2 separate regions of the Homo sapiens genome follow, and region 1 is linked to region 2. Evidence: read pairs that join two places in POLR2A ChIA-PET (ENCODE). Cell type or tissue: IMR-90. All regions are shown on one strand. Links, peaks and the distances in the headings refer to the core of each region. The heading gives the core; the rest is flanking DNA. Region 1 overlaps TBC1D20 (TBC1 domain family member 20). Region 2 holds the start of SCRT2 (scratch family transcriptional repressor 2).

Region 1 (10,658 bases), core at 1,520-9,519, 220 kb after region 2:
CCGCGTTCCCCGGTATTCACGACGCCTGGCAACCACGAATCGACTTTCTGTCTGTCTTCTGCCACCTATTTTAATGTTATTCAATTGTGTAAAAGCGGCCGGGCACCATGGCTCGCGCCTGTAATCCCAGCGCTTTGGGAGGCCATGGTTGGAGGATCGATTGAGGCCAGGATTTCGAGATCAGGCTGGGAAACACAGCGAGGCCTCATCTCTACAAAAAGTTTTTAAAAGTTAGTCGGGTGTGGAGGCTCGAGCCTGTGATCCCAACGACTCTGGAGGCTGAGGCAGGAGGATCGCTTGAGCCCAGGACTTAGAGGCTACTCTATGATTGCGCCACTGCACTCCGGCCTGGGTGACAGATGGAGACCCTATCTCAATAATAATAATAAGTAAATAATTGTATAAAAAGCGCTTCTATTTTTATACTCTTTTAGTTTGGACAATTTCTGTGAAATCATGTTTTTGTTGCACATGATGTTCTCAAATGTTTTTCATTCAATAAATACATGACAGTTAAAATTATGAATGTACACCGTGAACCAAGTTAAATAATCTTTTTTCCTTGAGGAAGACTAAGGTGACTTTCCCTATTTCCAGTCCTCTGATGGATGGTGCCCGTAACAGAGCCAAACACGTTATTAATACAACCCACATATTTTGAGGAAGCTCCTGGTATCTATATTTTATTTTATATTTTATTTGGGCTCATTTTCTGTTTTTCCCTTTTTCTTATGTTCTGATACTGAATGGAAGTGGAGCTCTGAACCCTTTGGCACCGTAACCCTTTAATTACTGGTGTTTGTGTGATGTCTGTCCTCATGGCATAACAGTCAATGCCCTAGGCAGCATGGGTCTTGTGACCTGTTGGCAGTGCAGCTGTGTATCTGTTGCAAGACTTTACCCCCTCTAGTTTCCTTGATTTTGCTTCTCTGGATGAATGGGACAAATTTAAAGATGAGGTTTTTTGTTTTTGTTATTGTTTTGTTTTTTAATCATATCAGAGTATTGTTGGCAAAGTTACTAATGCTAGAATCCCTCTTTTGTAGCGTTTATAGTCAGATTGGTTTACTTACTAGACTGTTTTTTTCCATTGTAGTGAAACATTCTTTCTTGGTACCTGCTTTTTCCAGGTAGTTAACAGAATCTTTGCTAATTTGGATACTGTTTTGTAGAAACTACTAATGAAGACCTCCAGAAACAGAGGCTAGTTTGTTTTATTTTGTGTTTAATAGAACTCTTACCCAGACTGAAATAAGGTTTTCCTCTCCTGCTGTGGTCTTCTGGTACAGACGTGGAGTTAAAGCATTTTTTTTTTTTTTTTTTGAGAGATGGGATCTTGCCCTGTCACCCGGGTTGGAGTGCAGTGTCACAGTCAAAGCTCACTGTCATCTCCCAACTCCTGGACTTAAGTGCTCCTCCCACCTCAGCCTCCTGAGTAGCTGGGACTACAGGCATAAATTTTCAAGTTAATTTCCAATGTCAATATCAGTAGTTGTGGGTGGGTGTAGGGGTATGTCTGTCTCCCTCCCTCCACACAAAACGGCCCCCCCCTTCCATTGTTTTAAGACTAGCATTTCTTAATTTGAGCTTAATTTCAGTTTAAAGACTGTAAAGCCTTTATGATAATGCAGGCTTAAACCAAATAATCAGTATGGAATTTTGTACGCTCACACGAGATTCCATTATATAAATTAGTTGATCCAAGTTAGTATTTGTTTTGGTGATATGAAAAAATATATGAAAAAACTTTTAGAGGAGGCATGGATAGTGGTCATCTTTAGTTGTTATCGTCCCTTCCCAGTGTATTAAGTGCCCTAATCCAGGTGATTTTGGACATGCCTATTACTCTGAGGGGGCAGAAATCTTTACCTGGATTCTGTAGCCAGAGTTGGGAGAAGTTTAAGCCAATAGTGGGTTGTGTCATCTTTATCTGAACCATTAAGAACCACAGTTCAGATGAAGTGTCCCATTGTTAAAATTAGCATTTTAGGGAGTTGAGTCTGATCTCCCTCCCTGACTACAAAACCCTGTTGCAGTTGTTGCTATACCTATTGCTGTGGTGCCCCTCAAATAAAGTCTGCTTTGCCCTCTTTATAAATAAATAAATAAATAAATAAAAATAAGCGTTCTAATGAAGAGTAGGCCAAAGTCATACCTATCTTCCTTTGTTGAATGAATTACTTTTCAGGCATCAGGGATTTATTTATAGCAGTCTTATATTTTGCAGCCAGCTGTAGGACGGTCATTCGTTCCATCATGGTTATGATAGCCAAGACCTCTACTATAAAGGAATTTGGAAGGTATCAGCTTTGGAATAATAGTGCACTATCTTGTAAGTGGGGCAATAAAGAAATTGGAGAAGAAAGGATTGAGGGAGATTAGAATGACATACATTCTACCTCTAGATGAAATGTGGGCTTTTATTCCAAGCCAGATACAGCGTTCTCAAGTCCAGAAATGTGTGTCCTGCTCTAAATCTATAAAGTTTATCTCGAAATACAATAGATAATAGGCATTTATTTTAATCTTTTCCTGAACATCCCAAGAATAGCTCTATGATGTTTCTCTTTCGGAAATAAACAGGATGTCTGTGAATTTGTCTTTCAGTGGAGACGCTGCTAACTCCCTCCCTGTGTCGTCTAGCAGTTGATCTCACTCTGTAATTCATACATCTTTAGCTCACTTGAATTTTCTGTTTCCTCTTCCCTTTTTATGTCACAGTGAGAGCCTATACATTTAGTTGGAATAAAGTATTTGTCAGAGTGGCACACGTGGGAGTGCTTTCTCCATCTGCCACTGACATTTAATCACTAGGCTGTGGGGTTGAGGAGGGTGGTGTTGGGGCCTGAAAAAAACAGCAGCCGAAATCCACGTTGGGACAGCATCCTCCTCTGGGAAACACCGGTAGTGTTAGAAACAGGCCAAAGAGTCTGCAGATCTGTTTAGAGAGTTCTGCAGTGAGCATCACCTTAACAGTATGGGAAAAATAATGTCATTTACTGCAAGCCAGTTTTTTCCAGAGGAACAATAACTAAACTAAATCACTTACTATATTCTGCACGTATTTGTTGCGTTCCCACAGAGTGCCAAAAATTTTGAAATAGTAAGTAAATTTTGAAATGCAGGATTAAAAGTAGAATTGGAGGCCAGGTATGGTGGCTCAACGCCTGTAATCCCAGCACTTTGGGAGGTCGAGGTGGGTGGATCACTAGAGCCCAGGAGTTTGAGATCAGCCTGGGCAACACTTTTTTTCTCTACAAAATATATATACGCAAAAATTAGCTGGGCCAGTGGAGCTTGTCTGTGGTCCCAGCTACCTGGGAGGCTAAGGCAGGAGGATCACTTGAGCCCAGAAGGTTGAGGCTGCAGTGAGCCATGATCGTGCCACTATTCTCCAGCCTGGGTGACAGAGTAAGACCCTGTCTCTAAAAAAAAAAAAAAAATTGGAACAGAGTCTTAAGAGAAATGAGTTATGGGAGGTATGATTTGAGGATTTGAGTTCAGAATTAAGTAACATTCTGGCAAATGGTTTGCCAAAACCTCATGGAAATTCAGTTGACTGCATAGTGGTTTTTTTCCCCAAGATACAAGATTTCCTTTCTCCCAGATTGCCGAATAGCTTATTTAGAAAGAGAGATGGGGTGGATGTATGTCTAAACAAACTGAAGAAAAATTATCATACTCTTAGCAAATAGGTTAACAAGACTTCTGAATATCAGCTTCCCTCAAGCAGTATTCAGTATTGCCACTCAAGTGCTGTCAATTTGTGATGTGTGGAAAGTGCAGGGGTACTCCCAAGTTAAAAAAAAATTAAATATGTTAGGTTTTTTCTCTTTGTTGGAAATTAAATTCTTCTCATGGTTTGCCTCCACCGATGTTATATAAAAAGGCTTCTCTGTTTCCTGCATGTTTTTGACCCCTCTTGAAAACGTACAGCCTGGTCTTCCAAAGGATGGCCCTCAGGCCCAAAGTAAAATCCCTCCCTGTCTTCCTCCTGAGTACAGGATAAACCCAGACTCCTTTGCGGGATGAATCCAGCCCAGCCTCTTTTACTGCGGTGCTACCTGCTTCTGTTCTCTCCCTTTACCTGGCACTTCAGCTTCATAGAACTCTTTGTTTCCTGGACATGGTGTTTCTTTCATGTGACAAGGTCTTTGCACATAACTCTTCTGCCTGGAGTACTTTCCCCTTAACACACTCTTCCCTGTGGCAAAATTTTCTTTAAGAACGTACCAGAGCCCAGTGTGGTGGCTCACATCTGCGATCCTAGCACTTTGGGAGGTTGAGGCAAGAGGATTGCTTGAGCCCAGGAGTTCAAGATCAGTCTGGGCAACATAATGAGACCCCACCTCTACAAAAAATTTTTTTAAAATTAGGCATGGTGGCATAGAAGGCTGAGGTGGAAGGATCGCTTGAGCCCTAGAGGTTGAGGCTGCAGTGAGCTATGATTGTGCCACTGCACTCCAGCCAAGGCAACAGAGTGAGACCCTGTCTAAATAAATAAATAAAAATTAAAAAGAAGGGCCAGATGCGGTGGCTCATGCCTGTAATCCTAGCACTTTGGGAGGCCAAGGTGGGCGGATCACCTGAGGTGGGGAGTTCGAGACCAGCCTGACCAACATGGAAAAACCCTGTCTCTACTAAAAATACAAAATTAGCCAGGCATGGTGGTGCATGCCTGTAATCCCAGCTACTCGGGAGGCTGAGGCAGGAGAATTGCTTGAACCTGGGAGGTGGAGGTTGCGGTGAGCTGAGATCGTGCCGTTGCACTCCATCCTGGGCAACAAGAGTGAAACTCTGTCTCAAAAAAAAAAAAAAAAAAAATTAAAAGAAGGATCCAGAATATATTCTTGGTGAAGCCTTTCCTGACTGCTTTAGAAGTAGTCATTCTTGGCCAGGTGTGGTGGCTCACTCCTGTAATCCCAGCACTTTGGGAGGCCGAGGCAGGCAGATCACCTGAGATCAGGATTTCAAGACCAGCCTGGCCAACATGGCAAAACCCCGTCTCCACTAAAAATACAAAAAATTAGCCAGGCGTGGTGGTGAATGCCTGTAATCCCAGCTACTCGGGAGGCTGAGGCAGGAGAACTGCTCAAACCCAGGAGGTGGAGGTTGCAGTGAGCTGAGATCGCAACACTGCGCTCCAGCCTGGGCAACAAAGAGCGTAACTCCGTCTCAAAAAAAAAGAAGAAGAAAAAAAGTCATTCTTTCCTCTGGATTTTCATAATCCCTCAGATTCTATTATATATAATAATTGTTTGTGTCCCTACTGTGAGCCCTTCAAGGGCTGGGAGGGAGTAATTCATCTTTTTATCCCCAGTACAGTGCTTAGTACAAGTAGACACCCATTAAGTGACAGACTGATGAATGACTGGACAAATGGGCAGGCGGATGAATGGATGAATGGATGAATGGATGAAAGGACACACCTGAGTCAAGAGCTTGACACATCTCATGAACAATTGACTAGGTGTTATGCTGACAGAAGAAATTGGAGATTTTTTTTTGTTTTTGAGACAGAGTCTTACTCTATCACCCAGGCTGGAGTGCAGTGGCACAATCATGCCTCACTACAACCCGCCTCTGCCTCCTAAGCAGCTGGAATTACAGGTGCACGCCGTCACGCCCACCTATTTTTTGTAGAGACAAGGTTTTGCCATGTTGTGCAGGCTGGTTGCTCTCCAAATCCTGGGGTCAAGCAATCTGCCCACGTCGGCTTCCTAAAGTGCTGGGATTATAAGCATGAGCCACGTCTGGACTAAAAACCATGCCCGGCAGTGGTTTTTATTTTATTATATTTTTATTTTTATTTTGTTTATTTTTTTGAGACGGAGTTTTGCTCTCGTTGCCCAGGCTGGAGTGCAGTGGCGTGATCTCAGCTCACTGTAACCTCCGCCTCTTGGGTTCAAGTGATTCTCCTGCCTCAGCCTCCCAAGTAACTAGGATTACAGGCACCTGCCACCACGCCTGGCTAATTTTGTATTTTTAGTGGAGACGGGGTTTCGCCATGTTGGTCAGGCTGGTCTCGAACGCCTGACCTCAGGTGATCCGCTCGCCTCGACTTCCCAAAGTGCTGGGATTACAGGCATGAGCCACCACGCCTGGCCTATTTTATTTTATTTTTTATTTATTTATTTTATGAGACAGAGTGTCACTCTGTTGCCCAGTCTGGAGTACAGTGGCATGATCTCGGCACACTGTAACCTCCGCCTCCCGGGTTCAAGCGATTCTCCTGCCTCATCCTCCTGAGTAGATGGGACTACAAGCGTGCACCACCACACCCGGCTAATTTTTATATTTTTAGTAGAGACAGGGTTTCACCATGTTGGTCAGGCTGGTCTCGATCTCCTGACTTCAGGTAATCTGCCCACCTTGGCCTCCCAAAGTACTGGGATTATAGGTGTGCCCAGAAGGGGTTTTATTTTTAATGATTTCTAGGTAGGTAACCATTTAATTTGGCTTCCAAACTGGGACATATTTGAGAATACAGGGAGCAGAAAGGGTTTGCTGTGAACAATTGTGCCAGGACTCTAGGTATAAACCAGGAAGATCTCAGACAGATGAGGACAAATGGTCACCCTACTAGGTTACCAGGAAACAGCAGTCAAGCCAGGAGGACAGGTTTACCGAGGTGAAAAGTTACTCCTATTATCTTTCTGTCGCACTTCCAATTGCACATGGCTCCAAACCAGCTAGTGCCTCTGTTTATGTGGGTTTTACGTTTCAGGTCTCATAGGTAGCTCACCTGTGACTTATTAGTACCAACTTTAATTTATGTTAATAATGGGCCAGACCTGATGGCTCATGCCTATAATCCCAGCACTTTGGGAGCCTGAGGCAGGCAGATCACTTCAGGTCAGGAGTTCGAGACCAGCCTGGCATGGTGAAACCCTGTCTCTACTAAAAATACAAAAAATTAGCTAGGTGTGGTGGCAGCATGCGCCTGTAATCCTGGCTACCTGGGAGGCTGAGGCCCGAGAATGGTTTGAACCCAAGAGACAGAGGTTCCAGTGAGCCAAGATTGCTTCACTGCACTCCAGCCTGGGAGACAAAGCAAGACTCTGTCTCAAAAAATAAAAATAAAATAATAATAATAATAATAATAATGTACAGCTTTGTCATAGAAACAGTTTGTAGACTCACAATGGTCTCAGACTAGAACATTGCTGGGGAAGATGCTTGGTGTCCCTTCTAAAACCTAATGTACCTTCTGTTAGTTATTTCTAAAATCTGCCCTACCTTCTGGTGATATCTTCCACTTCAAATGAACTCTGGTGCCTTGCACCTAATATATACTACATAAATATTTTTTAATTAGTCTATTTACTGTCAAATGGAAGGGCCGTATCTCCTGGCCTTTCTTCTGTACCCTTCATCCCAGCCCCTGAATGTCCTCCATTTCCTTTGTGTGTATACACATTTAGTTTTATTGTAACAAGGCAACTCGTACACTTTTTTTTTTCCTTTTTTCTTGTATAAGCAGGTGAATCCATGTTCTTTCTGCCTTTTTTTTTTTTTTTTGAGACAGAACTTGTCACCCAGGCTAGAGTGCAGTGGTGTGATCTCAGCTCACTGCAAGCTCCGCCTCCCAGGTTCACCTCATTCTCCTGCCTCAGCCTCTCGAGTAGCTGGGACTACAGGCGCCCGCCACCACGCCTGGCTAATTTTTTTGTATTTTTTTAGTAAAGACAGGGTTTCACCGTGTTAGCCAAGATGGTCTCGATCTCCTGACCTCATGATCTGCCCACCTCGGCCTCCCAAACTGCTGGAATTGCAGGCGTGAGCCACCGCACCTGGCCTAATTATTGTATTTTTAATAGAGATGGAGTTTCACCATGTTGGCCAGGCTCGTCTCAATCTCCTGACCTCAGTGATCCATCCACCTCGGCCTCCCAAAGTGCTGGGATAGGCCAGGTGTGGTGGCTCACGCCTGTAATCTCAGTACTTTGGGAGGCTGAGACTGGCGGGTCACGAGGTCAGGAGTTTGAGACTAGCCTGACCAACATGGTGAAACCCTGTCTCTACTAAAAATACAAAAAAAAAAATTAGCCAGGCATGGTGGCACGTGCCCGTAATCCCAGCTACTCAGGAGACTGAGGCAGGAGAATCACTTGAACCTGGGAGGTGGAGGTTGCAGTAAGCCGAGATTGCGCCTCTGCACTCCAGTCTGGGCAATAGGGCGAGACTCCGTCTCAAAAAAAAAAAAAAAAAAAAAAATGCTGGATTACAGGCACGAGCCACCGTCCGTGGTTGCTGTCGTTGTTGTTGTTGTTTTTGAGACGGAGTTTCGCTCTTGTCGCCCAGGCTAGAGTGCAGTGGCATATAGCATGATCTCGGCTCACTGCAACCTCTGCCTCCCAGGTTCAAGCAATTCTCCTGCCTCAGCCTCCCGAGTAGCTGGGATTACAGGCATGCGCCGCCACGCCCGGCTAATTTTTTGTATTTTTAGTAGAGACGGGGTTTCTCCATGTTGGTCAGGCTGGTCTCGAACTCCTGACCTCAGATGATCTGCCCACTTCGGCCTCCCAAAGTGCGAGGATTACAGGCGTGAGCCACTGCGCCCAGCCTGTTTTTTTTTTTTTTTTTTTTTTTTTTTTTTTTTTTGAAACGGAGTTTCGCTCTTGTTGCCCAGGCTGGAGTGCAATGGCGCGATCTGCAATCTCAGCTTACCTCAATCTCCGCCCCCTGGGTTCAAGCGATTCTGCTTCAGCCTCCTGAGTAGCTGGCATTACCGGCCTGTGCCACCACGCCCGGCTAATTTTGTATTTTTAGTAGAGATGGGGTTTCTCCGTGTTGGTCAGGCTGGTCTCAAACTCGCAATCTCAGGTGGTCTGCCCGCCTCGGCCTCCCAAAATGCTGGGATCACAGGCATGAACCACCGTGCCCAGCCTTGTTTTTGTTTTTAGAGACAGGTCACCAGGACACCTTCCTCCTTTTCCTCAGACTAGAACATTGCTGGGGAAGATGCTTGGTGTCCCTTCTAAAACCTAATGTACCTTCTGTTAGTTATTTCTAAAATCTGCCCTACCTTCTGGTGATATCTTCCACTTCACATGAACTCTGGTGCCTTGCACCTAATATATACTACATAGTTTAAATAAAATTTAGAATTCTGCTGGAGTGGAAAAGTCCAGTGCCTTGATAATAGGGTATTGCTCTGTCACCTAGGCTGAAGTGCAGTGGTGCTATCATAGCTCACCACAGCCTTATACTCCTGGGCTCAAGTGATCCTCTCGCCCCAGCCTCCTGAGTAGCTGGGACCACCATGCCTGGCTAACTTTTCGTACTTTTTGTAGAGACAGGGTCTCACTTTGTTGCCCAGGCTGTTCTCGATTTTGTGGACTCAAGTGATTCTCACACCTTGGCCCTCCACAGCACTGGGATTACAGGTGTGAGCCATTGTACCTGGCTTCCTTAACTTGTACACTTTTTTTTGTTTGTTTGTTTTTGAGATGGAGTCTCGCTATGTCGCGCCCAGGCTGGAGTGCAGTTGTGCGATCTTGGCTCACTCCAGCCTCTGCCACCGGGGTTCAAGCAATTCTCCTCTTTCAGCCTCATGAGTAGCTGGGATTACAGGCGTGCGCCACCAGGCCAGGCTAACTTTTGTATTTTTAGTAGAGACGGGGTTTCCTCATGTTGGTCAGGCTGGTCTCGAACACCTGACCTCGTGATCTGCCTGCCTCAGCCTCCCAAAGTGCTGGGATTACAGGTGTGAACCACTGTGCCCGGCCTTTTGCTTGTACACTTTTAACATTTAAAGCAGAGTATCATCTTTACAGTGAAAGAAAAATAAAATTTAAAAATGAACAGGAACAAAATTACAATACAGAATTCAATTCCAAATAAGATTCTACAGGTTATGCTGATTGTCCTAATCAAGTGGTGAGGCTCAAACCATCATTAAGAGAGAATTTATTGGTTTATTGATTTATTTAAACTATATATATATGGTTGAGGCTGCAGTGAGCCATGACTGTGCCACTACACTCCATCTTGAGTGACTGAACAAGACCCTGGCATCAAGGCATTGGACTTTTCCACTCCAGCAGAATGGGCTTTGCAGGAAAAGGAAGAAGGTATCTGGAAGCAATAGGAGACAAAAGTAAAGAAAAGGCAGATGTGATGGGTGCTGCTTTGGGTTTAACTTGAGACACCAAAGATAGGTAGGTCTGAAGCCGAGAGAATTTATTTATTTATTTATTTTTCTTTTGAGACAGAGTCTTGCTCTGACGTCCAGGCTAGAGTGCAGTGACGCTATCTCGGCTCACTATAACCTCCACCTTGCAGGTTCAAGCGATTCTCCTGCCTCAGCCTCCTGAGTAGCTGGGACCACAAGCGCCTGCCACCATGCCCGGCTAGTTTTTTGTATTTTTAAAGTAGAGACAGGGTTTCACCATGTTGGCCAGGCTGGTCTCGAACTCCTGACCTCAGGTGATCTGCCTGCCTTGGCCTCCCAAAGTGCTGGGATTACAGACGTGAGCCACCGTCCCCGGCCAAGAATGTATTTTAAAAAGGTCGTCTTACACTGCAAGGATGTTCATTAAACATCACAATTAAGCATGTCAAGAGAGTTTTGCTCCTCTTCCTTTTTAAGGTACACTTCTCAGGTTAGCTTGGCCCTGACCCACTGCAGTCTCTTTGAGCTCTTGGCCATTATT
Region 2 (15,912 bases), core at 3,867-11,866:
CCAATTCCTTCTTCCAGAGGTTTCAGAGACCTGCTTAAGATGGGACCTTGTCAGGGACAGGAGTTAGAATGTTTAGGGATGTCTCCAACTTTGAAAGAAAGACTTTTTTTCTTTTCTTTCTTTCTTTTTTTTTTTTTTTTAAGACAGAGTCTCACTCCATCACCTAGGCTGGAGTGCAGTGGCGCAGTCTTGGCTCACTGCAACCTCCTCCTCCCAGGTTCAAGCGATTCTCATGCCTCAGCCTCCTGAGTAGCTGGGATCACAGGCACGCCCCATCATGCCCAGCTGATTTTTGTATTTTTAGTAGAGACAGGGTTTCACCATGTTGGCCAGTCTGGTCTCGAACTCCTGAACTCAGGTGATCCACCCGCCTCGGCCCCCCAGAGTGTTGGGATTACAGGCGTGAGCCACCGGACCTGGCCTGAAAGAAAGACATTTTAATGGAGGAATACCAATGTCTGTAACAGTCAAGATAGAAATCTAATTATCACCCAAAACAGAGGGATATCTTGACGGTTGACACGTCAACCTGGCTCTGGTCAAAGGGGACCAAGGTGACTGCGGGTCGCAAGAAGGTTTTTCACTCATTAGTTTATTCATTCAATTGATGTATTTACTGAGCACTTACTATTTACCCGGCTCTGGGTAGACGATGGAGGTGCGGCAATGAATGGAGCAGATCCGGAATCCCACTCAAGGAGCTGTCAGCCCTGGCAGGGGGAAGGGGAGGGACATTCTTTGGAGGGCCCTCACCTACCCACCCTAGCATTGGTATCTTTTGCCCTCTTAGAGGGAAGGACTCATGGTTTAAGATCAGGACTTTGTAGCCAGGCAGCCTGGTTTAAATACTGACACCACTGATTCCTAGCTGGGTCTCCTTGGGCAAGTCACCTTGCATCTGTGAGCCTTGGTTTCCTCATCTGTAAAATGGGGATAGCCATGGGCCACACTCACAGGTTGTTATGATGGTTAAGTGAGGCAATCTATGTAAAGGGCTGGACTTGGCTCCTAGCACATAATAAGTGCTCAATAAATGTCAACTAGCTCCTTTCCACTACATATCACCCCTATCCTGGGCTAGATCCTGGGGTCAGGCAAGGGAGCGATGGGAGGAGGGGTTACCTAGGCAAGGAAGGGGGTGGAAGAGTGCTCTGGGCAGTGGGAACAATATATGCAAAGGCTTTGAGGTGGAAGTCTTTGAGGGAGCAAGGTAGAAGCTTCAGGGGGAGCTGGGACCCTGCTATGCCCCCAGCCACCACAGTAGGCCCCTTCCTGTTAAGGCTGTGAGGTCCTGAGCCAATGAAAAATGAAAATGGAAATGGTCCCAGAAATTGCCACCAAGGCATTTGCAGCTGGAGAGGAGGCAGTGTGGTGGAGTGGTCAGAGCAGAGCCTCCAAGCAGCTTGCCTGGGTTGGATTTGTGGCTTATCACCTACTGGCTGTGAAACCTTGGGCAACTTACTTAACCTCTTTGTGCTCAGTTTCTCCCTCTATAAAATGGGGCTAAAAATACCATCTGTCTCAAAAGGCGAGGGTAAGGATTAACTAAGGTAATATTTGTAAAGTGCATAGATCAGTAACTGGCACATGGCCCAGAGTTCTGTAAGTGTCTATTAAATGAATAAAGAAAAACATGTGGCAGCCTTAGGGAGGTGCCACTCAGATCTTCTCTGGACTACAGTCACTGAGAGCCTCCAGCTGCAACACCTTTGCAATCTGCCATAGTTGTCAGCACAGCCACTCTTCCAGGACAGGCCGGCTGATGACTGAGCATGGTGGGAAACTAGGGTCTGCCCTTCTGTCGAGCACGGGACTCCTCTACAGGAAATCTTTGCACAGGAGCTCCCTGTTGGGTTGGCTAGGACTTCCTTAGACCTGCACCATGGCCTGAGGCTCCTCTTCCCCAATCTTTCTTTATTCCACCTCTCCTTTCACAGTATCAGACCTGCATCCCTCTCTGAAGGCTCTCCTCCATTTCTCACGGTGTTTTCTCAATAAATCTCTTACACTTACACCTCCATTTTCACATCTGCTTCCCGGAGGACCAAAGTGACACAAAAGAAAACACAGCCTTCCTCAAATTTCAGAGGACCTGCCACATGCCCTTGGGCAAGTCATCTCTGTGATGAGCCTGAATGAACAGAGCTGTGAGTTTGTTTCATCCTGCTCCTACCCTCTTTTCTTTGGCTCAGAGGAGGTGGGTCTGATAAAATACACTGGAGAAATGGCAGAGTAAGTGAAGCTTACCGGAGAGAGAGCCCCATCAGCGTGGAGCGGATGCATTTGTGGCTACTCTCCTCCTTGGAATTCATACAGAATTCCATTACCGGGTCTGGACAGCAGCTCAGGGACCATCTTGTCCCATTCCCATTTGACAGACAAGAAAGCTGGGGCCCAAAGGGGAGGGCAAAGGGAGCAGAAGCAGGGCTGGAACTGGGCTCCTGACTCCCAGGTCAGTGCTCCTTCCTGACCCCATAGAGTGAAGCCAGTGAATCATAGGATGCCCCAACCCCTCTTTATGGATGTGCAGGGTGAGGCCCAGGGTGGCTCTGCCAGCCACCTAGGGTCACACAGCCCTGAGACTCACACCTAGACCCTGGGAACTGCCCTTCTTCCTGATGGGCAGGGCACAGTTGAAATATGGAAGATGCCAGAGCAGACGAGGTAGGCCAGAGAGGGCTAAGCCTGCAGCCAGCTAGACCTATTATGCCAAGACCTGGGGCTCCTGGGCAGGAAGGCAGTAGGCCATGAAGACATGGGACACTCTTTAGCTCCTCTGTACAGTGACTATGTAGCCATGAACCAGTCATTTCAATAACAGCACCTTCTCCCATGAGGCCATGGTAAGGCTTAGATAAGTGAGGATATGTAAATAGCAACTGTCAACATTTATCAAGTTATTGTGTGCCAGGCACTGCTCTAAGCACTTGATGCCTATATTATCATTTAATCCTCACTGCAACCTTGTGAGACAGGCCCAATTTATACACCCATTTTACAGATGAGAAAATGGAGGCACAGAGAATTACACAGTCGGGAAATGGCAGAGCAGGAATTTAAACTGAAAATAGGCTGACTCCAAATCCCTCAATCTAAAGCCCCAGGCAAGGTCACCTTCTTCAAAGGGAAAGTGCTTAGCACACTGCCAGGCCTGTGGGGTGGCTCTGTAATGTTGCTGGCGATGTACTAATAATTATTATTGCCACTGGGGAAATTCACAATGCCAACTTCCCAAAAGTCAGAAGAATGAATAGTGAATATCCTGACATGGTTTACTAAACTTCAGCATTTCTTCTATTTGGAAGTAAGTGACAGTTAGCAAGTGCTCAAGATAAATATTTGTTGAACTATTTTTTTTTTCCTGAGATGGAGTCTTGCTCTGTCACAAGGCTGGAGTGCAGTGGCGCGATCTCAGCTCACTGCAACTTCCACCTCCTGGGTTCAAGAGATTCTCCTGCCTCAGCCTCCCTAGTAGCTGACACTACAGTCGCGCGCCACCATGCCCAACTAATTTTTGTATTTTTAGTAGAGATGGGGTTTCACAATGTTGGCCAGGATGGTCTCAATCTCTTGACCTCGTGATCCACCCGCCTCAGCCTCCCAAAGTACTGGGATTACAGGCGTGAGCCACTGCACCTGGCTGAACTGAAATATTTTATGATCTTTTTGGAAAACACAAAAAGAAGGGAGAGGGAAACCCCATAGTTCCAGACCCTTATTTCACTCTTTTGTGTGTGTTTATTTTTGTTTTGGTTCATGGTTGTGAACGTGCTGTGAGAGGTTTCTGTATTCTGCACCCCTCACTTAACACATTTTATGAGCTTTTCTCCCCAAATGAGAATTTTTAATGGCTGCAGAATACTACATGGAGTGAACGTCTTCTTCACAACCCTCTCCTTGCTTTCTCCAACCCAGGGTTTTTATTACCATCTCTGATGCTGCAGCGAACATCCTTGGGAATAAAAGTTATTTCCTTATTTCATGTGACTTAGAGAAATTAATTCCCCACAGTGAACTTCCTGAAACCAGTAAGCTGGGGTGGGGGGAGGTTTGGGGGACAGAAGGCCCTTCCTGGTGTCCTAGTGATGAAATTCTGCTGGCCATTGTGTATTTCATCCATACTTAAGGCCTCCTCCCCTCTGAAGGTATTTTGGAACCTCATCTTCAGGGCTCAAGGCTTCTTCTCATATGCTAAATGCACCCACACCACCTTCCAACCTGTGGTCAGAGACCTGGGGTTCTATCCTCAACCCGACACTAGTGGGCTGCAGGACCTATTAATACACCATTTCTGTGGGGCTTCCTTTGATCAGTTAAGGGGTGGATCACTATCTTGCCCAGTGAGAACAGTCCAGTCCCAGCTCTGTCAAAAGTTGCTGTGACCTATATTCCTTTTTAAGGACTCTGGGATCCGTTTTGCCATCTCTTAGATGTGAGGTTGGAGAGGTAGAACCATCAGGCAGGTGGAGGTGAGCTAGATGACACCCACTTGCCTTATTTACCCACAGTGAACTAGGCACCCCTAGAGGACAGAGATCCAAGTACCCAGCACAAACTAAAAAATATGGCTATACCACAATTGTCAATGACTGAACAAATAAGCAACTTCCTCTATGTAAACAGTGAAAAGTTATTCTCCAACCAATAGGTCTACTTAGTCACAGTTGTAAGCTATAGTTATAGGCTGAATCTCACCCCTACAATCATTCATTCTTTCATTCACTCATTCATTTGGGATTTATGGAGTAATCTCTGGGTCTGGCCCTGCTAACATGTTGAACTCATCTTCCTTCCCTTCTTGCTGTCCTCAGCTGCTCAAGCTCATTCCTGCCTCAGAGCCTTTGAACTTGTGAAGCCTCTGGCTGGAGCACTCTTTCCTGGGCTCCTTCCATGGCTGGCTCAAGTCTAGGTGCACATGCCACCTCTCCCAGGAGACCCTTGCTGGTCACCCTGCCTAAAGGCACCATCACTCTCCATCATCTCACCCTGTTTTATGTTCCTCACAGCACTGGTCAACTATCTGAAAATATATTGTTGATTTAAGGATTTTCTTGCTTGGTGTCCATCCACTCAATGAATGGACAGCTGCAAGATCAGCTGCAAGAAAGCAGGGACCAGAGATGCCTAGTTCACCACTCATTCCACAGAATCCCACTAACATGTAACAAATGAGCGCTGCATGCTACAGGCAAAACTGCATATATAGAACCCTCAAGCATTGAACTCCTACCATATGCCAGTCACCATTCCAAGCCCTTTATATGTAGTAACTCTTCTAACACTCCCAACAACACTTAGGTAGTGACAATTATTATTCCCATTTTATAAGTGGGGAAATTGAGGCACAGAGCGGTTGAGTAACTTGTCCAAGGACCTATGGCTAATAAGTAGGGGAGCTAGAAGACCCTCATGCACACTGTTAAGAGTGTGTTAAGCCATACATGGGACAGAGTCTTTGTCCTCATGAAGCTCAGGGACCAGTGGGTGAGTTGGCCCAGTCTGCAATGATGGAAGTCAGGGACACCTCCTGGAGGAAGTGACCCCTCGGCTGAGTCTTGAGAACAAGTAGGGGTTTCCTAGGGTGAAGTGCAGGGAAGGACTCTGGGCAGTGGAAATGGTATACAGGTCAAGAGAGCTGCAAGCCCAAAGCACCAGTAGGCACCTATGGCTGGAGCAGAGAATGCATGGGCGTGCCATGAGTCAAGGGTGTGGTCACTTCAACTCTCAGTGACAGAGGTTTAAAAAAGTCCCATGGGCAACATGGTGAAACCCCGTCTCTGATAAAAAGACAAAAAATTAGCCAGGCATGGTGGCGCACCCTGTAATCCCAGCTATTCAGGAGGCTGAGACAGGAGAATCACTTGAACCTGGGAGGCGGAGGTTGCAGTGGGCTGTGATCGCGCCATTGCACTCCAGCCTGGACAACGAGAGCGAAACTCCATCTCAAAAAAAAAAAAAATTCCCATGGGCAAGATATGAGGCAATGCAACAGGAAAGATGGTGGGGGACCTCTAGACCATGCAGGGCCTTGGCAAGATCAGGGGCCCCCATTGTTTTGGACCTGCAATGTTTTTCAATGTTTATATATAGGGAGTAAACTGCCTTAATTCCTTATTTCGGTCAGGGAAAACAATCTAAAACCATACAGGGCAAATTCAATGGCAAACCTTCTGCTTCCACATCCTTGCATCTTTATGTCTTTTGAAAATATTCAAGGCCAACAGATCCTGCATTGGAAACTCTAACTTATTATTATTATTATTATTATTTTGGAGATAGGGTCTCGCTCTTTCATCCAGGCTGGAGCGCAGTGGTGCCATTACAGCTCACTGCAGCCTCGAACTCCCAGGCCCAAGCGATCCTCCCACCACATCCTCCCAAGTAGCTAAGGCCACATGTGTGCACCACCACACCTGGCTAATTTTTTTTTTTTTTTTAACTATTTGTAGAGACAAGGTCTCACTATGTTGCCCAGGCTGGTCTCAAACTCCTGACCTCAAGTGATCCTCCTGCCTCAGCCTCCCAAAATGCTGGGATTACAGGCTTGAACCACCACGAGGGGCCCCAGTTTTATTCTGAGACTTCTGGGCTACACCTCAAGGACCATGATAGGCCCTGATTCAGTGGTGCCCAGAGGCCACTGAGGTCTCTGGCAATTGCTGCTGACTCACTGCATGACCTCAAGCACCTCCAAGCCCTCTCTAGGTCTTAGCCTGCAAACTGGTATTGGATGACCCAGTCCCAAAAGGACATCCCCACTCCACCAGCCTTGCATCTCATAACCAGAATTCCATTGACAGCGAGAGCCTGGAATTCCTAGAGTCTGATTCTGGGACTCTTGTGCACTGGCCATCCCACACTTGCTAAAGCAGGTCCGCCACCATGGGGCTTTGCCCAGCACCCTCTGGGCAGGGGGCTGAGCTCTCCTGCTCCTTGGTCCTGCCAAGATATGGGGGCTCCCCCAGGTTTGGGTCGGACTGGGGGTGGCGGGTCTGCTCAGATCCTTTTAGAGACAAAGGAGCTGACCTGCAAAGAGTTCCAGCAGGAGCCCCGCTCCCCCTCCCTTCCCCCCTCTCCCTTCCCAGTCCACGTGTCTCTATTGTCTGCTCCCCGCTTCAGGGAAAGACACTGCCTCGGATGTGTCAAAACCACCACCCCCCGGCAGCAGGAAAATTAATTACTGGACGATTTTCACTTCCTCTTGCAGCGCCCGCCTGAGCTAGGCACCGGAACAGGACCAACCGAGCAAGGCCAGGCATCGGCGTGGGGGACTTGCTCCCCCCACCAGTTCTGGAAGAAGAAAGTTGAACCCCAAACCCAACAGGGGGCTCCAGTGGGAGCCCGAGCAGGGGGGAGGGGAGACTTACTCTAGTGAAAGCTGAGCGTCCACCCTGGCCACTTCAGAACTGGGGGAGAGGGAGAGGACTGGAGGCGGGAGGGTGGCCGCTGGCCAGTGCGCACTCTTTCCTCTGCATCCCCTTCCCTGCGGCCCCATGTGCCTGAACCCCGCCTGCTCGGGACCGCTTTCCCTCCGTTCCCCTCGGCTTCCCCCTCTCTTTTGCACTTTTCTTTCCCTTTCTTTGCATCCCTGGGGGGGTTTCCTTTTTGTGTGCCTGGATTTCTCTTTTCCTCCCGTGGGTGTGTGTGTGTTGCTACTTCTCTCCATCTCTGTCTTTCTTCTCTCTCTGTTTCTCTCTTGTGTCTTTTTGTCCTTATCTTGGTCTCTCTGCTTCTATTTCTACCTCTCTCAGCGTGTGCGTCTCTCTTTCCCTGTATGTCTCTGTCTTTCTCCGAGTCTCTCTTCTTCTCCCCGCCCCCCTCACTCCCCTTTCTCCGTCCCTCTCTGTCTCTGCGCCTTTCTCGCCCTCACTTTCTCCCCTCCTGCCTGCTCCGGGCCTGCCCCCACCGCCGCCGGTTCAGGGGAACGTGTGCGGAGCGATTGTCCTGGGGGACATTTGATGGATTAGAGCGCCGAGCGGTTCCATTGCTAGGGGACCACCTGATCTCCAGCCTGCGTCCCATATAAAGCCGGCAGCCGGAGTGCTGAGCGCAGCTCCCGCGATCCCCTGTCTGCGCGCCGCCGCCGCCAAGCCCGAGCCCGAGCCGGGGCCGCCGCCACCGGTGCCGGCTCCGAGCGGCCTCCCGCGCTCCAGCCCGCTGGGAGCTGTCCAGTGCTGAAAACCCGCGCGGACACAGCCGATCGCGCCCGGCCGGCCGCCTCCCCGCACCGAGCCCCGCGCCGGCCGCGCCATGCCGCGCTCCTTCCTGGTAAAGAAGATCAAAGGGGACGGCTTCCAGTGCAGCGGGGTGCCGGCCCCCACCTACCACCCCTTGGAGACAGCCTACGTGCTGCCTGGCGCCCGGGGGCCTCCCGGGGACAACGGTGAGTGGGACCCGGCGGGGGCGGGGGGTTGGGAGAAGAGGCGAGGGGAGCTGGGGCCCTCCCCAGCTTGGGCCACGAGGAGGGGCGCGTGCGACAGGAAACCCCCGGGAGGAGATCTCTCTGGCCGTGGGCTCCTCCCGGGCTTTCCAAGGGCCGTGCGGGCGGGGCAGGGGCTAGGTCGTACAAAGGGAAAGTCGCGGGGTCGGCCCATCCCGCAGCCACGCGCCAGCCGGGACTTTGAAAGTTGTGGCCCTCAAATAGGGCTAGAGTGAGGGGGTGGCAAGAGAACACAGACGGGGCTGCTCGTGAAAGGCCAGCGCTGGGCACTGAGGCACAAGGCACTTTGAGGGTTCCCTCTCCCCCGTTGAGGAAGAGAAGCTGGCTGCCCGGGAAGGGGGAAGGTAAAGAGCCCTGGATGTTCAGTCCCTGGAGAGACAGGGTTGGTTCCCTGGGGGTGGCTGGGGGCGCCCTCCCTCCCTTCAAACCTGCTCCCCTGCCGATGTCACACAAGTGCTCTCAGACCCCCTCTCTCAATAACTCTTTTGTTACCCTCAGCCACATGCCTGCCAAAGGCTGGGCCTGTCCTGGGGACTGCAAGAAAGAGAGGATTTCTGGGAGGGGTTCCCCCAAAGTGGCTCCTGGTCCCCTGGATTGCACTCCTTCCCCATCCCCAGCTTCTCAACCCCCTCCAGAACCAACCCTGCTGCTCCTCGTAAGCCCCCTCCTCACTACACATACACACACACACACACACACACACACACACACACACACACACACTCCATCTCTTCTCAGAACAAGTTCCTGCAGGGACAAGGGTTTGAGGAACAAGAGAAGTCATTCAGGTGCAGAAGGGGGTGATCTCTGGAAGGCAGGGGAAAGTGGAGACTGCTTCTGTGGATCCCATCCTCCACCAAGGGGATCACAAAGGGGTTCTCCCCTGATGGCCCCCACCAGGGCAGGTGTCTGAAGAGGAGGTGTCCCTTTGGTAGTGAGAGATCTGACATCACATGTGGCAGCTTTGGGTTGTGTGTGTGTGTGTGTGTGTGTGTGTGTGTGTGTGTGTGTGAGAGAGAGAGAGAGAGAGAGATGGGGGTGGGGAAAGAGAGAGAGAGAAAGAGGGAGATTGAGAGAGGAGAAAAGAAAGGACTGAGGATGAGGGGGGAACTGAGATGGCAAAGACAGGAGCCTGGGAGGATGGGGGCTTCCACCTCTGGGATTTCCAAGCACTTCACCCACATTCCATCACTCTGCCACACCAGGTAGAGAGAGAGAGAGTGCTGGGCAAAGGGCTTTGTGACCTCATCAAGGTCAAAGAAGTTACAGAGTGATCAGGGATACAGCTACAGCCCCTCATCCACTGGCATCCCCCAGACCCTTAACAGAAACCCCTTCTCCTCTGCCCACATGTCCCTTATTCTACTGTCCTCTTTTCTTGATCACAGGGCCTCTTGAGGTGGAGGTCAGAAGCCCAGGGACATGGCTGAGCAGGGCTGAGGGCTGGCAGGACAGAGGGTGGACCTGGGGCCATGCCAAAGCTGGAGAGTGTGCGCTCAAAGCTGGTAGAAACTGAAATATCTGCAAGCTTGGGATATGGATCTCTTAAGGGACTGACACTGACACAAAGCTCTGGGATTCCACCCCCTGAAGCCCCGTTGGTCCTGTCCCCAGGCCAGCTGAGGAAACCCAGAGAAGCCCAGAGAATTTCCCATGCACAGCCAAAACTGCAGGCTGTTCCTCAGGAGGGAGGCAAGAGAATGCCTTGCCTTGAATTCAGTCCAAAAAAAAGCTTTGAAAGGAGCCCCTGAGTGAATAGTGGGAAGCAGGGCGGGTGCAGAGCCACCAGCAGGGTGTTTCTGCAGAGGTTCCACCGGGTTTAACACCCTAGAACCACCTCTGTCTTTGTCCCCTTCCCCATGGGTCTCCAGACCAACTCCCTCACCTCTCAGGAATCCTGAGGCTGTGCTGATAGCCAGAAACCTGGCCTGAAATTTGGAGGCCTGGGCTCTAGATCTCTCACATGCTGTGTGACCTTGGGCAAGTGCCTTCCCTTCTCTGGTCCTCAGCCTCCCCAGCAGTGAAAGAGTTTTGATGGCATAAACTAAGCATCCTTCCAACTTTGACAAGCTCAGCTTCTGTGAAGGTCAACTATGGAATGTCAGGCACTGGAGATGCCTGCACAGGGGTCTAACAGGATGCTGGGAGGCCACTGTCAGGGTTTCCTTAGGGCTCCACTGAACATACGCCACCTGGCTGAGGGTAGCGGCATTTCTGGGATCGGGCACTTTTCTTGGCTTTGGTCTCTGTAGGCTACCCCATAGTGAGGACAGGCACCCTGGCCTGGCCACCTTGGCAGTGTCTGCAGTGGACGGTCAGTGCCAGAGACCAAGCCTAGGTATGACTGGGAAATACAAAGTCTGCCTTGTCTTGTTTTCAGGGGCCTCTTCCCTCCCTGGGGTGCGGCCAGACTGGGCAGTGAGGGATCCCTTATTCCCTGGGCGGGTGGAGGGTGCTGGGGGTCTGCTGAGAGCCCGCCGGCTCCTGGTGGCCCGTTGTCTCCGCTCTGCCGGAAATAACCTTGCTGAGCATTTGAGGGAAGTGTGAAAAATTGCTGAGCCGACGTTTTTCTCTCTCAGCGTGTGTAAGTGTGCTGGGTAAACAAGGAGAAAGAGAGGAGGGGGGGAAGATGAGGAGAGGGAGGGAGGAGAAGCAAGGGAGGGAGGGAAGGAGAGAGGGAGGGAGGGAGGGCGGGGGAGGCCTGGGGCTGGAGATAGTTCCAGTTATTAGAAAGATCTTCTTACAAGCCATTCCTGCAGCTCGGGCTGCAGGGTCAGGATGAGGCTGGCGGGAGGGAAACCTGGGTCGGGGGAGCAGGGGTTGGGGGAGCCTGTGAATGTGGAGGTCAGAGAAACCACAAGCTCCTAGCTGATAAAGATGCAGAACCCCAAATTAAAGAGGTGTACCCCAGCTCTGGGAATGCCTGAGAATGCTGGAGAATTCCTGGAGGACTCCTGCTCCTCCTCCATACACACACACGCACGCGCGCACACACACACACACACACACACACACACACACACGAGCAATGCTCTTCTTTGCCTTCCTACTCCCTTTCAGCCTCTACCGCCAGGCAGAACAGAGGGTGCAGCAAGTCTGTCTGTGCTCCAGGGTCCCCCCAAGCCCACAGAACTCCTAAACAGGGAAGGGGAGCCCCTCAAATGAAGAAAGCACCAGGTCTCTCTGCAGAGCTCCCTGATAAGTGGGAATAGATCTAATTTCATTGTCCCCTCAAGTAAGATGCCTCTCTTGCTCCTCCACTGCTTTCCCTTCCCCTCTTCTCCCCTGGGTGATTCTGAGCACAGACTCAGTCTTTCTGGGAGATGCCAACTTACATCATCCTAACCCTCTGCTAACCTCACCCTCCAACTCCACCAGGCCCTCCCCACAGACCGGGGCCCCCATCTGAAGGATACTGGGACTCTCAGCCACCCCAAAGAAGGTGGCCCACCCACATGCATGTCAGTGGTCTCTGTGGGCCCCTGCCAAGAATATCTTCTGGAGTGTCTGCCTCCCCTCCACCTTAACTCCGAACCCCAGCTTGGAGCCAGGCCCCCCTTCCTCTGCATCCCCGCCCTGTCCTGCCCTCCTGCCCTCTCAGAGTGCATCCAACCCAGGCAGATGAGGGATCAATGCCAATCCAATAACACAGTTGTCTGCCCTCTGCAGCTACATTAAGCCTCCCCCAGCAAGCTGAGGAAACTCTCCTACTTCTACCCATGGGCTTATCTAGCTGACCACATTAAACCAGCGCCCACTTCCTCTCACTCCCTCTGATGGTGCCGGGTAGTCGCTCCAGGCCAAGCCCGGGAGCCCGGCCCAATGTCCCCAGCTGCCACACATCCATTCCACACCTCAGAAAGCTCCTCTGGGGAGCAGCAATGCAAAAGGGCTTCCCCAGTCTTTTGGAAGAGCAAGCACAGAGAAGGCTGGGGAGGTGCCCATGGACACACAGCAGACCCATCTGAGTCTTCTCTAACCACCCCTTTCCCTGGTAACTTGGCCTTGGTCCAGGTCCAAGGTCCAGGTTAAAGACATGTCAGAGGCCCAGGTTCAAAGTCTAGGTCAAGGTCCAACATTCAGTCCAACATCCAAGTACAGATCTGAGGTCCAAGTCCAATGCCTACGTCAAACTTCAGGTATAGGACCAGGTCCAAGGACTAGGTCCAAGGTCAGTGTCTGAGGTTATAGGTCCAGGTCTGCTATCCAGGACAAATCCATGTCCAATTTCAAATTTCAATACCTATGAACAGGTCCAGGGCAAAGTGCTGGGTCCAGAATCAAGATTCAGGCCCAGTTTCCAGTCCAAGGTCATTGTCCAGATCCGCTCTCAAGGCTGGGCTGAGTTCAAGTCTTAGACTCACCATTAGCCTTCTGTGTGGCCTTGGCCTAGTCTCCCCTCTCCTCCCAGCCTCTGTTTTCCTTTCATAATATCAAACGGTTGAATATGATCTCTTTCAGCTTTGACCTTCTAGGGACCCAGAAATCTAATATTCCTGTGAATTAACAGGGCTCAGTGGAAGTGTGGAATGATGAGGCCCATGTGAGATATGGAATCTGGGAACCCCTGATTTCCTCTAAAGCCTGGGGTTACGAGAGGGACGTGAGGGTCCTGAGCTGAGCTTCCACACTTTAGATAGTCTCAGTCTTTGATTGCTGAAGGAGGGCCAGAGAGTACACCAAGTCCCTTATGTCAGTACAGCAATCTACACATCCCAAAGGCACTCTCTGGCCACACAAATCCACAGTGGGCAAAGGGCAGCGGGGGGCAGGGGAGGATTCACTCCAACCTACAGAGGCAAAACTGAGGTCACAGAGAGGCCGTGACTTGCCCAAAGTCACAAGAGCATAAACGGTGCACCCTGTCACACCTCCCTAGTGGGTGCTACATCCACAGGTTTTAGGGGCCCCCACAGCCTGGAGGCCCTCTGCCGGGAGAGATGGGGTCCCTCGGGCCTCTTGGTCTCTTTCCCAGCTGTGGACTCCCCTGAAGTGAAGCGTCTACTGCCAGGCCAGCCTTTGGATAGGGAGGGGTTTGGAATGGGCCCTCTGAGTGCACCCTTCTAGAGAGAGAGGCGGCAGAGCAGAAAGTAGGAGGCCGGGGGAAGAGGTGGAGCACTGCACAACACACCCAGTCTCCGGAACGAGGCCCAGAAAGGGCCCACTGGAGATCCCCCCCGAGGGAGCAGGAGGCAACTCTACGAACCCAGGCTGGGCAAATGAAGACCCTGAGCCACTCACTCTCATCTCCATACCCCCCTGAAAAATCTTTCCTATTGATTCCTGCAGAGCTCTGGACCTCCCTGTAGGCCACAGGAATTGGGTCACAGTCAGGAAAGACCAGAATGTGGGGAATTCCAAGAGATGGGGGTGGTGGGGAAAAGCCTTGAAATTCTCTCAAAGTTCCTTGGGCCTGGGTCAGTGGGCATCAGCCCCAAGCCATGCAGCGTTGGTCATGTTGGGCCAGACCTCACTCTGTCCCCTGCTCATTTGGGCACAGGGACCTCCTCCCCGTGGGCAGATGTACCAGCTGCCAGGCCTTTGGAGGAGGTGGGTGTCATTTCTGGTCCAGTGCCCAGGGAACCGCTAACAAAGATGCTATAATAAGGGGAGGGGGAGGTACCCAGCCCCTTTGCCCAGCTCTGTGAGCAGACAGGAGAAACTATTTTTATCCCGCTTTGCTGCTGACAGACCTGGCTTTCTGCTCAGCTGGCTGGAGCTGATTCTCGAGGCCCGAGGCCCTGGCACAGCAAGAAGCAGCTCTAAATATACCCATACAGCAGCTCCTCCAGCCCCTACCACCCAGCAGGGCCCAGCCCTCCTCAGGAAAGTGGGCCGCCGGGGAAGCTGGCCCCCCACCAGGCCCCTGTCTTTTTCTGCCCATTTTAGGACAGAGAGGTGAGGCTGAGGCTAGGAATTCCCTGGAGAAAGTTTGGCACCTTGGGAGTCTGGGAGAGACTGGGGAAAGGAGTCCTGGACTGAAAAAAAGGAAAGAAAAGGAGGCCAACCCAGCTCTGATGAGAACTTGTTTTGTGACCTGAGGTGGGTCAAGGCCTTTGTCTGGGCTTCAGCTTCTGCAGAACAAGGGCATGGAGGGAAGTGACCTTAGACATGAGCTAATGTGCACAAAGCATTTAGCAGGATGCCTTGCACCAAGTAAGTGCTCAGTAAGTGATAGGCATTACTGTTATTAAGTATGATTTACAAATACTTACAAGAGGCTGAAGCATTTTCCACAACAGCTTCTCCATGCCCCCACCACCCCGTGCCCCCACCCACCCCACCACAGGCTAACTAGGGAGTGTTTGAGGAAACGCACCACCCCTTCCCCTACCAATTGAAGATCTCTTCCCCAGCAAGTCTCCATGCCCTCTCTGGTGTTTTGGAAAAAACACAGGCCTTGGAGGGTTTCAAACCTGCCGCCTCCCTCTCAGTGACCTTGGGCAAATCCTCTCCCCTCTCTGGGCCTCTGGGCACAGGGCAATGTCTGGCTCACAGGGAGGCTGGTGCTAGTTGGAAGCACCAGCAGTAGCAGTAGCAGTATTTGTTACACATCCCCCTCCATCCCCGCAGGGGGTCAGGCAGCTAAATGAGACAGTGTCTGCAGAGGGCCCAGCACCTTAGTTCTCATAAATTTCCCTTTCACCACTCCTTTGAGTACCGATTTTTAAAAAGACAGATTCTGGACCTTCAGTCTAAAATATCAAGACTCTTGGGCAGGGAAAACCAAAGTCATTTCCAGGTGACATGTGCACATCTCCAAAGTATTTCTGGGCCCTCCCCATATCCCTACATGACAGGGGTGCCTCTGGTCCACATTCCTCAAATGGAGGATTTGAGCCCAGATAAGTTATGCGACTTACCCAAGGTCACATGGCTACGGCCTGAATTCAAGGGCTAGGATGAGAGATCTCACCTGAGATTCTCTTTTCTCTGAATCCCAGCTCATCCCTATCTCTGTGGGAACCCAAACAAGAGTCCTGTCTCACCCTGTCAGTTGCAGGATAGGTATCTCAGCCTTCTATAGTCACTCTTAGGGCAGAGGAAGGTACCTGTCTGGGTTCCATGCATTAGGTTAAAGTATGGCTTTTAGTGTCCTAAAGGAGTCTCCAGGGTTGAGGCTCAGAGAGGTGAGGTGGTTTGCTCAAGGTCACACAGCAGCCTAAGACACCCATGTGTATCTCCTACTCTCTGGCAGATTAGAAGGATATATCACCAGGAAACACAGGAATACTACCAGTAACAATAATAACAGCTCAAGAGGGCAGCTATTATGTGTCAGGCATTGTCCTAAGCACTTTACATGCATTCATTTATTCAGCCTTATTATGAACTCCCTTATACAGGTGTGGCAGAAAGATGTTAAGTAACTTGCCCAAGGTTGCCTAGGGAGATGTCTGTGAATCTGAGGAAAACGGGGTGGAATTGGAGGAGCTGGGAGTGGAGGGGACAAAGAGCATCATGGAGGGACT

What was found. Peaks named below come from ENCODE experiments on the same cell type or tissue, not always from the same donor. Only the 100,000 strongest peaks of a DNase experiment are listed, where the experiment ranks them.
Region 1: POLR2A ChIA-PET joins it to region 2 with 20 read pairs; 2 of 35 experiments call an interaction of 5 or more read pairs at or near these places.

What each region holds. Positions count from the first base shown.
Region 1 is chr20:451,100-461,757 of GRCh38, reverse strand. The region is part of intron 1 of TBC1D20 (TBC1 domain family member 20); the gene reads left to right. Among named protein-coding and RNA genes, the nearest start is that of TBC1D20, 6.1 kb to the left of the region's middle. In IMR-90, for the core only: no CTCF peak of the experiment used is centred there; no DNase peak of the experiment used is centred there.
Region 2 is chr20:667,940-683,851 of GRCh38, reverse strand. SCRT2 (scratch family transcriptional repressor 2) reads left to right here and starts at 8,050. Exons shown (of 2, transcript NM_033129.4): 1 at 8,050-8,383. The coding sequence starts at 8,251. RefSeq lists a silencer at 8,101-8,180 and an enhancer at 10,309-10,822. In IMR-90, for the core only: a CTCF peak has its summit at 10,608; a DNase peak (open chromatin) is centred at 8,121; H3K27me3 peaks cover 4,613 bases.